Regions from separate parts of the Homo sapiens genome. Here region 2 is linked to region 1. A link is a contact called in ENCODE Hi-C or POLR2A ChIA-PET data. All regions are on one chromosome and are shown on one strand. The core of a region is the stretch at or near the end of the contact, and the rest is flanking DNA. Distances in the headings are between cores, read along the strand shown.

Evidence for each region. A loop is a pair of places that touch in the nucleus more often than their neighbours do. ChIA-PET counts read pairs that join two places held with the same protein, here RNA polymerase II (POLR2A). Pooled maps may share reads with other maps.
Region 2: a pooled map shows a loop between it and region 1 (2.8-fold over the local background). The contact joins the promoter of C2orf74-DT here to the enhancer-like site in region 1. A Hi-C loop is called at or near these places in 1 of 50 pooled maps. POLR2A ChIA-PET finds 5 or more read pairs at or near these places in 2 of 52 experiments (A549 and activated T-cell).

Annotation. Positions count from the first base shown.
Region 1 is chr2:60,990,854-60,997,709 of GRCh38, reverse strand. The region is part of intron 4 of PUS10 (pseudouridine synthase 10); the gene reads left to right. Among named protein-coding and RNA genes, the nearest start is that of PEX13, 23 kb to the left of the region's middle. RefSeq lists an enhancer at 4,415-4,764. Within about 2 kb of position 4,674, at least 5 of the 41 ENCODE cell types and tissues checked have a DNase peak (open chromatin) inside an H3K27ac peak, as active enhancers do.
Region 2 is chr2:61,139,921-61,147,061 of GRCh38, reverse strand. It overlaps C2orf74-DT (C2orf74 divergent transcript), which reads left to right and starts at 2,087. Exons shown (of 2, transcript NR_036496.1): 1 at 2,087-2,289; 2 at 3,117-5,470. LOC105374759 (a long non-coding RNA gene) reads left to right here and starts at 6,878. Exons shown (of 3, transcript XR_940137.1): 1 at 6,878-6,915. It also overlaps a transcript of C2orf74 not described here. RefSeq lists enhancers at 1,909-2,258, 1,953-2,874.

The DNA of each region.
Region 1 (6,856 bases), core at 3,425-5,924:
ATTATACAATGAATGTCCCAGACATATGCTAATATTAGGCTAAACTTCCATTTATGGGAAAAGAGCATTCCACTAAGTCCTTTTTTTTTTTTTTTTTTTTGAGATGGAGTCTTGCTCTGTCACCCAGGCTGGAGTGCAGTGATGCGATCTCAGCTCACTGCAAACCCCGCCTCCCGGGTTCACGCCATTCTCCTGCCTCAGCCTCCCGAGTAGCTGGGACTACAGGTGCCTGCCACCCGGCCTGGCTAATTTTTTGTATTTTTAGTACAGACGAGGTTTCACTGTGTTAGCCAGGATGGTCTCGATCTCCTGACCTCGTGATCCACCCACCTCGGCCTCTCAAAGTGCTGGGAGTACAGGCGTGAGCCACCGCGCCTGGCCCCACTAAGTCCTTTTAAAAGTTAAATGCTTTTGAGTCTTAGTTCTTTTAGGGACTACCCCTTAAGCATCTTTCAATAGACTTTTTATGAGTGGGTTGGCGAGTGTATAGTAACCTTGCTAGTTTTAGGCACACAGGCTGCCATTTTTATAACCATTCACAGGAAATGAGTGTGTTCATGCAGCAATCCACTCTATCTTATCAAAGGTAACTCCAAGAACTTGCTTCTGTGAATGTAACATTGGTGTATGAAATTCTGTGTTGTTAGAATCATGGAATCATATATCTATATGAGACCTTGGTGATCAGCTAGAACAGGACTCCCCAGCTTTTTATGGCACTTATTGAAAAACATCAATGTGTATATGGTTGTGATTTGTCAGAGTCTTATCCAGGCCACCACCCAAGTGTAAACCCATTGATACCTATTGGGAATGTCTGATTGACAGTCCAGGAGTTTCCAACCTTTGTGTATAAGGCATCCCCTTTTAATCTCTGACAGTTAATGGGTAGTATCTGTAGATTGGAAAGAAGATATGCTATGGGCAATTTTTTTCAGCTTCACAGATTGAGACCACTTCAGTAGTCATCACACTTATGCTCACTTAAAGAGGAGAAAACCAAGGCTCCAAGTCTCGTAGGGGTATGTGATTTGCCCATGCGTCCCGTTTATTGGAATCTGGATATGCCTCCCTGCTTCATGCTGCTGTTGCTTTTTAAGTTTTTTTTTTTTTAAACCATACCATCTCTACATCTTGTGTATTTTCATATGTTTTATTTACCTGACTACCTTGGCTCCGTGGATATTACCTTTTCTTAACTACTCCCCTTATTAAGCCATACACTCATGAACATCACTAAAGGTCAGAAGATCACCAGAGTGATGAATCCAGGCAGAGCTGCTGTGTTAAGGAGAACATAAGACTAGACATGGGTGCAGGTTTAGGACTCTGTTACGTGATACACTACTAGGATGTGTTGCAAGGGAGAAAGAGTGAGTGACATGTGATTAGTCAAGGTCTATATAGAACCCAAGCCCTGGTTGGCATGTACAATCAGAAGTCCAACTATCAAAGAGTCAAAGCAGATATTGAAGAGATCTAATAACTCGTTATTGGGGTGCTGGCACAAGAAGCCCAACAGATAAAGCACCCAGTCCCCGAGGTCACTGTGGCATGCAGCAAGGAGGAACAAATCACATTCCTGTGAGGAGGAAGCCACAGTCAAGCAGGACTAGAAGCAAGCCTAATTCTAAAGACCACCACAATACTATAATGTATATTGGATTCAGGATTGCAGTTGGCAGGTTATTCAGACACATATTTAAATGCTTAAAGATGCATCTCTTTATGGCATTGCCTTTTCCTTGGCCTGAACCCAGCTAAGTATAATGGAGGAGGAAGCAAGGAAGAAAAGAAGTTGCTGTGGCTCATCTAGCAGTGTAGGTAATTGAGGGAGATCAGGTGCATTCAGAACATGAGGTAGCCTCAAAGATTTGAAGTTTCTTTTAAAAATGTGTATGGTCTTATTCTTGTGAATTGTCACATTTGGCCTCTTTAAAATTTACAATAAGAAATGGTAATGTAACAGAATAAAAAAAAATACAAGATGAAACACATCCTTTTTCTTTAAAATGATTTCCCTGTGAAATTGAACGTATTAGCACATTGCTACCTTCTAACTGTAGAGATCTTTATTAAACTATTTTTCCTCCATTAATTTTTAGGACCGTGTGGCGTAGTTAAGTTGCTGAAAAGGGGAACTTCTAATTCAGACTCTTGCCTATTTCAGGTCTAGGTTTTTCTTGTTGCGTAGAACTGTCCTTTTTTCTGATACCACCACTGTGTTTTAGACCTAATAATTCTAGCTTACTAAGATATGATTGTTTTTGAAAAATTATTCATAATAATAACAAATATATATGTATGTATGCATATGTATAAAGCAATCATTTATATGTAAAACAGCCACACCACCATAATGTGTAGTTATTTTTTAGGAGGAGCAAGATAAAACCCCTTTCTTAGGAAAACAAGCCACCAACAGTTATTGAATATCTTCATGGCAGAGTGTGTTGCATGTGCTCTTTCATTTAATAATCACAACCCCTTAAAGTAGGTGGTGTTATCATCTCCATTTTACAGATGATGAAATTGAAGCTGAAGGTCACATTGCTGATAAATAGCAGAGCTAGGATTTGAACTCTGATCTATTAAACTCCAAAGTTTACGCTTTTTTTTTGAGACAGAGTTTCACTCTGTCACCCAGGCTGGAGTGCAGTGGTGTGATCTTGGCTTACTGCAATTTCCACCTCCCGGGTTCTAGCGATTCTCCTGCCTCAGGCTCCCAGGTAGCTGGGACTACAGACGCTCGTCACCTTGCCCGGCTGATTTTTTGTATTTTTAGTAGAGACAGGGTTTTGCCTTGTTGGCCAGGCTGGTCTCAAACTCCTGACCTCAGGTGATCCGCCTGCTTCAGCCTCCCAAAATGCTGGGATTATAGGCGTGAGCCACTGCACCCGGCCTTGGTCAGATTTCAAAAGGGTTATTGTCTTTCTGTGTTATAAGTGGGACTTAGCCTAGGTTTTGACTTTAGTATTTTCTTTCTCCAAATGGTCCAGTATCTTCAAGGTTAGGGAAAGGATTCTTGGTAAAAATATGAAACCAGAACTCTCATAATTATTTAACAAGTGTGATCATTTAAAAAGAGTAATGGTAAACCACCAGTTTATTTTGTGATTCTCTAAAATGATAACTCTGGAAATAAAATTTAAATTACAATTTTAGCACTTTCCCATCACATTTATGTTCAGGTTTTGTTATCAGATGACTGGAATAGGTGCAAAGATGTTTTGAGTCAAATATTTTATTACAGCACCTATCTTAAAATTCAGGAATTTCAAGTCATTTTTGTGAGGAGCTATTTTTGACTTCCTTTTTTTTTTTTGCTCTGAGGAAGATTGATGCATGTATGTGTGATGATGAATTATGATGGTGAAGTCCCTTAATTGGAGGTGGAAGTCCCAATGAAGTTTTTAGCCACATCCTTTGTCATGGATATGTCCAAATGTCCAAGAAGAGGGGGCTAGGTGGCAAGTGCTACCTTGAAGTCAGACACATCCAAACTCATTGTCAGAAACCTCTTTCTTAAGGAATAGTACTACTACTTTCTTCCCTCCAAGCAGAAGGAAGGACCAGCAAAATAGTCTTTGGCCAGGTTTGTCAGTTACGAAGTGTCGATCTGGCCGGGCGCGGTGGCTCACGCCTGTAATCCCAGCACTGTGGGAGGCCGAGGCAGGCAGATCACGAGGTCAGGAGATCGAGACCATCCTGGCTAACAGGGTGAAACCCCATCTCTACTAAAAATACAAAAAATTTGCCAGGCTTGGTGGCAGGCGCCTGTAGTCCCAGCTACTCGGGAGGCTGAGAAAGGAGAATGGCGTGAACATGGGAGGCGGAACTTGCAGTGAGCCGAGATCGCGCCACTGCACTCCAGACTGGGCAACAGAGCAAGACTCCATCTCAAAAAAAAAAGTGTCAATCAATTGCAGTGCTACAGCTGCTCCTCCTTTTTAAAATTAGGTTTTACTGCTCCAAATATTGAAAGTTATTTTTACAAATCTTCCCTTTTAAATAAAACTGAATATATTTTTCCTCACTGATATTAATACAGGATCAATACTAGTGGAATCTGTTTTCTAGACTAGATACCATTCAAGGCCCCAGGTGGAAATGTTTAGCTGGGAATTTTGTCTTAAAAAACTGAGTATCTTTCTCCTTGCCATTATGTTTATTATGCAAAGTTATCCAGTTTTTCTTAATGTAATACATATTTTCCAGTCAATTTGGACCTTTCTTTTTTTCTTTTTTTTTTTGAGACAGAGTCTCACCCTGTCTCCCAGGCTGGAGTGCAGTGGCATGATCTCAGCTCACTGCAACGTCCACCTCACGGGTTCAAGTGATTCTTCTGCCTCAGCCTGTCAAGTAGCGGGGACTGCAGCCATGTGCCGCCACACCTGGCTAATTTTTTTGTATTCTTAGTAGAGATGGGGTTTCACCATGTTGGCCAGGATGGTGTCAATCTCCTGACCTTGTGGTCTGCCTGCCTCAGCCTTCCAAAGTCCTCGGATTACAGGTGTGAGCCACTGCGCCTGGCCTGGACACTTTCATAATTTATAAAACTCTGATGTAAAAAACCCTAGTTGAGCACTGGATTGACATTTCACAGGGCTACTTCCTTTTTATTGTGTGTAGCTTTTGGTTTCACAATTAGTGCGTCAGAGATCAGCTGGATATATGGCAGTCTCCAGAGCCAGGGCAAGAGTGCTCAGCACGTACTTGCAGAGGGCTAGTTTTTTATCTTTAAAAATTAAATCCATGGCAAATTAAAGAGCCATATATCGTATTCATTAAATTATAATTTGAAAGCTACTTGTGTAAGTAAATGTTGCGGTATCGAGTATGATCAAAACCTTTGATTCTTTTTTCTGGTGGAATCTAAGTTTCTCTCTAAACTGGTTGTTAAAATGTTATTGCCAGTAGCTGAGTAAAGATAATGTGAGGGGAACTAACTTGTGTGGGGAAAAAATAAAATGGATTTTATTTAAATGTGGTCATGAGCCATATAAAAGGAAATGAAATAATAAAATAGATGCAAAGGTATTAACATAAATAGCCCTTTTAGTCTTATATTAAGAAGCATAATATGAAGTGATTTCTATTTAGAATTTAGTTCACATCCAGGATTTAAATTTTCTGTGAGGCTGGGGTGTTATGATGTGTATTGATTATCTGATATTCCTTTAGTATTATCACTAGAAATTCATATTAGAAATCGTGAGTTGGTGATTTTAGTGAGACTTTCATATTCTGAAAGCATCACAGAAATTCATGACCTGTTGTGGAGTGGGCATGTGCACTCATGCCCTATTGAGTAAATCAGTAGCTAGTCATGAATGCTAAATTTGTATTCCAAAACATTTTTTTTTAAATGTAGACATGTATTAAGGTACTTCTGGCTGCGTATAGTGGCTTATGCCTATAATCCCAGCACTTTGGGAGGCTAAGACAGGGGAATCACTTGAGGCTAGAAGTTCACGACCAGCTTGGTCAACATGGCGAAAACCCGTCTCTACTAAAAATGTAATGTAAAAATTAGCTGGGTGTGGTGGCAGGCACCTGTAGTCCCAGCTACTTGGAAGCTGAGGCAGGAGAATCGCTTGAACCCAGGAAGTGGAGGTTGCAGTTAGCTGAGATCGCACCACTATACTCCAGCCTGGGTGACAGAGCGAAACCCTGTCTCAAAAAAAAAAAAAAAAAGTGCTTCTGTTGAGTAACATTCAATCTGCAACTTGTTTCTTAGGTGGCATGCAGCAACTGATATTTCAGTTACTGCTTTATTGGTCTGGCCCCAGGGAGGTGTCCCCTACCACGTTAAATTGGAGGTCATATGGTCTGTGCACAATGACTTTTCCCCTCCAATTTTCGTAATATTTATTTCTTTTTCTTGCTTTGTTGCATTGGCTAAGATCGCTAGTACATTGTTAAACAGAATTAGGGATAATGAGAATTCTTTTGGATTATTTTTCTGTTTGAATTCTACCCCCTCACACATATCATTATCTTAGAAGTTATGCATTTACAGTTTTTCCTTTACTCTTAAAAGTACTAATTAAATTGGTACTCCCATTTCTACAAAAAATAAAAAATTAGCTGGACATGGTGGTGCATGCCTGTAGTCCCAGCTATTCAAGAGGCTGAGATAGGAGGATTGTTTGAGCCCAGGAAGTTGAGGCTGCAGTGAGCCAAGATTGAGCCATTGCACTCCATCCTGGATGACAGAGTGAGACTCTCTCTCTCAAATAAAAATAAATACTTTTATCTTTCCCAGAGAATGCAAAGACCTTGGAATACTTGGATTCCTTGTATCTCTTAATTTACATTTCATTGTGTGTGTTTTAATTTGACACATGTTTAAATCTCATGTGACATTATTTTATACAAGTAATATTCTATACAATCAGTCAATATTCACAGATTTACCTACATATTCATCTTGTGTATTACCCTTTATTTCAGCTGTCATCTGGGATTATATTCTTCTGCATGAAGAATATCCTTTAGTTTAGTTTTTGTTTTTTAAAGTATAGGTCAGGCCAGGTGCAGGGACTCATGCCTGTAATCCCAGCATTTTAGGAGACTGAGGCAGGAGGATTGCCTGAGCCCAGGAGTTTGAGACCAGCCTGGGCAACATAGAGAGACTCCGTCTCTACAAAAAAATAAAATGTTAGGCCAGGCATGGTTGTTCACACCTGTAATTTCAGCACTTTAGGGGGCCAACTCAGGATCATTTGAGCCCAGGAGTTCAAGACCAGCCTGGGCAGCATAACAAGACCTCATGTCAACAAAAAATGAAGAAAGTTATCTGGGCTTGGTGGTGTGCACCTGTAGTCCCAGCTACTCAGGAGGCTGAGGTGGG
Region 2 (7,141 bases), core at 838-3,337, 150 kb before region 1:
GGGTAGTTGGGCCTACAGGCGCCCACCACCACTCCCATCTAATTTGGAGGTTTTTTGTTGTTGATGTTCTTTTTGTAGATGTGGGTTTTCACCATGCTGCCCAGGTTGGTCTCAAAACTCCTGTGCTCAAGCAATCCTCCTGTCTCAGTCTTCCAAAGTGGTGGGATTAGAGGTGTGAGCCACACACCCAGCCTCCAGTTTTTTTGTTTTTTGTTTTTTTTTTTGAGACGAAGTCTTGCTCTGTCGCCAGGCTGGAGTGCAGTGGCGCCATCTCGGCTCACTGCAACCTCCGACTCCCTGGTTCAAGCGATTCAATTCTCCTGCCTCAGCCTCCTGAGTAGCTGGGACCACAGGCATGCGCCACCACGCCAGTCTAATTTTTGTATTTTTAGTAGAGACGGGGTTTCACCACATTGGCCACGACGGTCTCCATCTCCTGACCTCGTGATCTGCCCGTCTCGGCCTCCCAAAATGCTGGGATTACAAGCATGAGCCACCGCACCTGGCCCCTTTTTTAATATTATATGTTTCTAGCTTTTTTAAAAAAAGTTATTGTAGTGTTATTTTTGTTTTTAATGAACAGCATTCAGATAATTCAATATATTATAATGAGGAATACATTGAGAAGTCTCTCACCCTATCTCAGTCCTACCCTCCATCTCATAAGAAACCATGACTATTAGTTTCTTGAGTATATTGCCAGAATTTATGTGGAAATAAGGATCATATGACTCTCATTTATCCTTTTCTACACAAAAAGCATAATTTATACACTGTTTGGCACCTGGGCTTTTTTCGCTTAGTAAGATATGCTAGAGATGGTTCCACATTAGTATGTTGGGAACTGATTCCTCACTCTTTTTCATAGCTGCATAATGTTCCATTGTGTGTATGTACTGTAGTTTATAATATCAGTCTTCTGATGGATACTCACGTAGTTTACAACCTTTTGCTATTACAATCAATAATCTCATACACATATTACTTTACATGTATGCAAGTGTATTTGGAGGCAAAATTCCCCAAAGTGGGATTGTTGGATCAAAATGCAAATATTATTCAGTGTGGTTTTGATAACCACTAAGGATTGCTGCATTCTGCTCCTACTAGCACTGTAACACTGCACCTGTTTTCCTGACACCCTCCTATATTGAGTATATTACCAAACGTTTCAATGTTCACCAATCATGATGATTTGCATTTTTATTAAAACTGAAGCTGGCCTGTAATCCTAGCACTTGGTGAAACTGAGGTGGGAGGATTGCTTGGGCTTGGGAAGTGGAGGCTGTAGTGAGCTGTGATCGTGCCACCTGTCTCAGAAAAAATAAAATACAAAACAGGCCGGGCGCGGTGGCTCACGCCTGTAATCCCAGCACTTTGGGAGTCTGAGGCAGGCCGATAACCTGAGGTCAGGAGTTCGAGACCAGCCTGGCCAACATGGTGAACCCCATCTCTACTAAAAATATAAAAATTAGCCTGGCGTGGTGGCACCTGCCTGTAATTCCAGCTACTCGGGAGGCTGAGGTGGGAGAATCACTTGAACCCGGGCAGCGGAGGGTGCAGTGAGCCGAGATTGCATTACTGCACTCCAGCTTGGGCAACACAGGACTCCATCTCAAAAAAATAAATAAATAAATAAAAAACACAAAAACATGCAGCTAAGCATCTTTTCATATATTTAAAGTCTATTTTTAACTACTATTTTTCTGTGAACTTGGTACCCCAGTACTTCGCCCATTTGTCTAATGCACTGCTGCCTGTTAATTCTTAGATATTTTAAATGAATATTTAATATATTTATATTTGGAAAAACTTATCCAAGGACAAAAGATGACGCTAAAACTCCTGTTATAAAACGAACATACCAGCCTTTCCCCCACGAGTCTGGAATCCGGCCAGAGCAGGATTTTAAGACTCTCGGACGACGTCAACATGTCCTCGGATCTGACTGCGCAGGCTCCAAATAGCTCGCCCGAACCCTAACATCTGTGTGCGCATGCTCGCTTGATTCCTAGCGGAAAGTTTGTGTGCGCATGCTCCAAGGAGCCGCGCCCCATCGGCTTCCCTAACGGAAAATCCGCTGCGCATGCTCATAAACCTGCTCTCCTAGGAGACCTGAAGGCTGCTTCCGCTAACCCGGGCTGGCGCTGCTAACCTCACCCAACGATCCCTGCTGTCGGAAAATGTCCAGAGGCACCATCCCTGCTATGAAGAGGGAATGCCAGTACAACAGCCACAAGGGGTCTTCCTGTGGCCCTCAAACAAAAAATCACTGCATTACATCAGCAGGTATTCAGCACCTGGCCCCCTCCAAACGGTGTCTAAAGCGAGTTTTAAAAATTAATGCTAGGGGCGGGACGGCGGGGGCGGAAAAAAATAAAAAATTAAATTACTTAAATTTTTTTCTCTTTTTTTAAAGAGTCGGATTCTCGCCCTGTTCCCCAGGCTGCAGTGCAGTGGCGCGATCTCGGCTCACTGCACCTCCGCCTCCCGGACTCCAGCAATTCTCCTGCCTCAGCCTCCTGAGTAGCTGGGATTACAGGCGCGCGCCACCACACCCGGCTAATTTTTTGTATTTTAGTAGAAACGGAGTTTCACCGTGTTGCCCAGGCTGGTCTCAAACTCCTGAGCTCAGGCAGTCCACCCGCCTCGGCCTCCCAAAGTGCTAGAATTACAGGCGTGAGCCACCTCACCCGGCCAAATTACATTAATATTTTATATTGAGGAGGAAGTTGGTTACAAAGGACTTTCAAAAGTGTCGGGGTTAATAATCTGCATATTTTAAAATATTCCAGGCCGGACGCGGTGGTTCATGCCTGTAATCCCAGCACTGTGGGAGGCCGAGACGGGCGGATCACGAGGTCAGCAGATCGAGACCATCCTGGCTAACACGGTGAAACCCCATCTCTCCTAAAAATACAAAAAAATTAGCTGGGCGTGGTGGCGGGCGCCTGTAGTCTCAGCTACTCGAGAGGCTGAGGCAGGAGAACGGCGTGAACCCGGGAGGCGGAGCTTGCAGTGAGCCAAGATCGCGCTACTGCACTTCAGCCTGGGCGACAGAGCGAGACTCCGTCTCTCTCTCTCTCACGCTCTCTCTCTATATATATATTCCATAGACTGCATTGGAGAGAAAGGCGCCGGGACAGAAAAGCCTGAGATAAACCACCTGTCATTCTTGGAGAAAAGGATGCTGCGGCTTTCCCGATTTGGTTGATGAGATGGAAAATCAACCCTTACAGGAAGGACATCACCAATTCCGGAAAGGATGCTGCGCCAGTCATGTTTCCGCACTCTGTGAGACGTTGAAATCTCCAGAAGTTGCCCAAGGTTTTCAAGCTGAACACAGGAGAAATGACTCTGGATCTCTGAGGACTGTTTTCCTCAATAAGGAGCTGCAATCTTGGCTCCACCACCCTCCCTCCAAAACATCTCGTGTGTCTGGTATCTGGTTATATTGTGGCCTGACAGAGAAGTTTCTTTCGGGGCCAGTGAATTAAAAAAAAAAAAAAAAAGAAAAGCGGGTCCTACCAACTCATTAATACTTTAATACTTTAAATTTCCCTCTTTATAGTAGGTTGAAATGTCAGTATCTCTTAAGAACAATGGCTGAACCAAATGTTTCCTCAAAACTCACATTTTTTCCCACCATTTCAGAAGCTGCCTCAGGACTAAGCTTTGATTTTTTTTTTTTTTTTTAATCTGGCCCAAATTCCTATCTAAGGGGCCTGGGGAGTCATGCCCAACAAACCATAAATTCTCATCAGATGAGTTTTATTTAACCCTATATATGGTGACTTGCTTTCCAGTCTGACTCTGGCATGACATGTGACAAAGAAGAAAGTCAAAATATTTTACCCCAAAACATGTTTCTTTGCCATATTTTGAAATGGTCCTGCAAAGCTGTGCTTTGTGGGGGAAAATATGCATCTGTAAAGAATCTCTATTAACACAGCTAGATCTTTTTCTTCCAGGCCCTCCCAATCCTGAAGAGACTGAGAGTCTAGCATTGTTTTAAAGGTCTGAATAGGAAACATTTGTCATCTATCATCTCTAAGGGTAGCCATTATAAGACTTCAAAAGAACCTTTTGAAGTATTATAATCTTTTATCTTAACCTGAACATGTGCTTCCTATTGATCCCAGGTCTTCAGACAATTGTGAACTCAACCATTTGTCAATTAGAAAATGTTTAAATTGGCTGGGCACAGTGTCTCATGCCTCTAATCCCAGCACTTTGGAAGACCAAGGCGGGCAGATTGCCTGACCTCAGGAGTTCGAGACCAGCCTGGGCAACATGGTGAAACCCCGTCTCTACTAAAATACAAAAATTTAGCCGGGCGTAGTGGCATGCACCTGTAGTCCCAGCTACTTGGGAAGCTGAGGAAGGAGAATTGCTTGAACCCGGCGGGCAGAGGTTGCAGTAAGCAGAGATCGTGCCACTGCACTCCAGCTTGGGCAACAAAGTGAGACTCCATCACAGAAAAAAAAAAGAAAATGTTTACCTTTACCTATAGCCTGGAAATCCCTGCTTTGAGTTGCTCCATCTTTCTGAACCAAACCAATGTTATTTCTTAAACGTATTTCATTGATGTCTCATGCCTCCCTAAAATGTATAAAACCAAGCTGTGCCCCGAACACCTTGGGCACATGTTCTCAGGACCTCCTGAGGGCCGTGTCACGGGTCATAATCACTCATATTTGGCTCAGAATAAATCTCTTCAAACATTTTACAGAGTTGACTCTTAGTCAACATGTCCATACCTGATGAGATGCTTCATCAAAATTCTAGTGGACTGGCTAGTTCAGAAAATGGACCAGCCAGGTTTGCTTAAATGCACCCCTGCACAACTATCTCACTCCTGCTTGGAGCCGGCTAGATCAGGAGACCTGTCCCTAAACTAATGTACTCCATGTCTTAAGTCTTTTTGTTTTGTTTTGTTTTTGTTTTTGACAGAGTCTCAGTCTGTCACCCAGGCTGGAGTGCAGTGGCGTGATCTTGGCTCGCTGCAACCTCCGCCTCCCAGGTTCAAGAGATTCTCCTGTCTCAGCCTCCCAAGTAGCTGGGACAACAGGTGTGCACCACCATGCCCTGCTAATTTTTGTGTTTTAAGTAGAGATGGGGTCTCACCCTGTTGGCCAGGCTGGTCTCAAATTCCTGACCTCAGGTGATCCACCCACCTCGGCCTCCCAAAGTGCTGTAATTACAGGCATGAGCCACCGCACCCAGCCCATGTGTCTTGGTCTTTTTTACTAATATTGATTATAAAATGGATGAAACTTTGGATAAAATTTCTGCGTTAGAATTTCTTTTTATATCTGTCCTAAAGCTTGTAACTACTTGCTCATGATTTTTTGTGTATGTTTAGCAATGTGCATGTCATTGATGGCCTTTGTAAAGTATGTTCAATTGAGTTGTGGAGACAGAGGTGCAATTGGAGTAGGTTGTAAGAATAAAAAGGAGTAGGCAAAAAGGCACGGGTATACCAGTGGACTTCAAAGGGTACTCAGACTTTGTTCTTAAGGGATCAATTCCCAGATCTTCAGTTTCATATAAACTCTTTCCTAAAATTGACTTGCCTAAAAGCATGTTAGTGTTGTGGGCACAGCTTCTCTTTTCTTATTTCTGCTTTTACAGTCATCCTTTTTCCAAAAGGAAGGTATACATATCCTCCTTGTCTAACAATGGCACATTGCCCCAGGGTGTAAAAGAGGCCAGGGGTGACAAGCAGAGACACAATTCAAAGCATTTGTATTAAGAGAGCAGTAACTCCAATGCATTATTTTGCAAGTCACATTTTTTTGTTTTTGTTTGTTTTGAGACAGGATCTCACTCTGTTGCCCAGCCTGGAGTGCAGTGGTACGATCTCTGCTCATTGCAGCCTTGACCTCCCTGTTTCAAGGGATCCTTCTGCCTCAGCCCCCTAAGTAGCTGAAACTACAGGCATACAACACCACGCCTGGCTAATTTTTGTATTTTTTGTAGAGATGGGATTTTGCCATGTTGCCTAGGCTGGTCTTGAACTCCTGAGTTAAGCTATCTGCCCACCTCGGCCTCCCAAGGTGCTGGGATTACAGGCATGAGCCACCACACCTGGTTTTAATCTATAATTTCAAAGTTAAAATTTTTTTAAGTCAAAACTATGTAAAAAGTTATGCTTAGAAAAGTCTAGCTTCCTCAGCTCTATCCCTTCCACCTATTCCTTCCTCTGTCCCCCAGAGATAACCTAGTTCATTATTTTTGGTACATCTCTGTTTCTTTTTCTTTTTTTTTTTTTTAGATGCAGTCTCACTCTGTCGCCTGGGCTGGAGTGCAGTGGAGCAATCTCAGCTTACTGCAACCTCCGCCTCCCAGGTTCAAGCAATTCTCCTGCCTCAACTTCCTGAGTAGCTGGGATTACAGTCACCCACCACTATGCCCAGCTAATTTTTTGTATTGTTAGTAGAGACGGGGTTTCACCATGTTGGCCAGGCTGGTCTCGAACTCCTGACCTCGTGATTCGTCCACCTCGGCCTCCCAAAATGCTGGGATTACAGGCGTGAGCCATCATGCCCAGCTACATCTCTGTTTCTTTTTGCAAAAATAAATACATATATTTGTTTTTGGACTAATGTAAACATACTGTTAACTGAAATAGTAAATGGACTGTACTGTTAAAGAGAATCTATTAGAGTCTTGTTTGTATTTCTTGAACAAAATTATCTTGCTCTATATAGTTCTTTCTTTCCATATCAATTCACAGAAATCATCATTGTCCTTGCTCTGTTTTTTTTTTTTTTTTTTTGAGGGTCTTGTTCTGTCACCCAGGTTGAGTGGCATGATCTCACCTCACTACAGCCTCAACCTCCTGGGCTCAAGCAGTCCTCCCACCTCAGCCTCCTAAGTAGCTGGGACCACAGGATGTGCCACCATACCCAGGTAATTTTATTTTTTGTAGAGATGACATCTCACTATGTTGCCCAGGCTGGTCTTGAACTCCTGGGCTCAAGCTTTCCTCCCACCTCAGCCTCCCAAAGTGCTGGCATGACAGGAGTGAGCCACTGTGCAAAGCCTGTCCTTGTTTTTTTAATAGCTGTGCAATACTCCAGAGTGCTGATGTCCTATTATTCAACCCAGTCTCTTGCTGATGGACATTTGAGTTGTT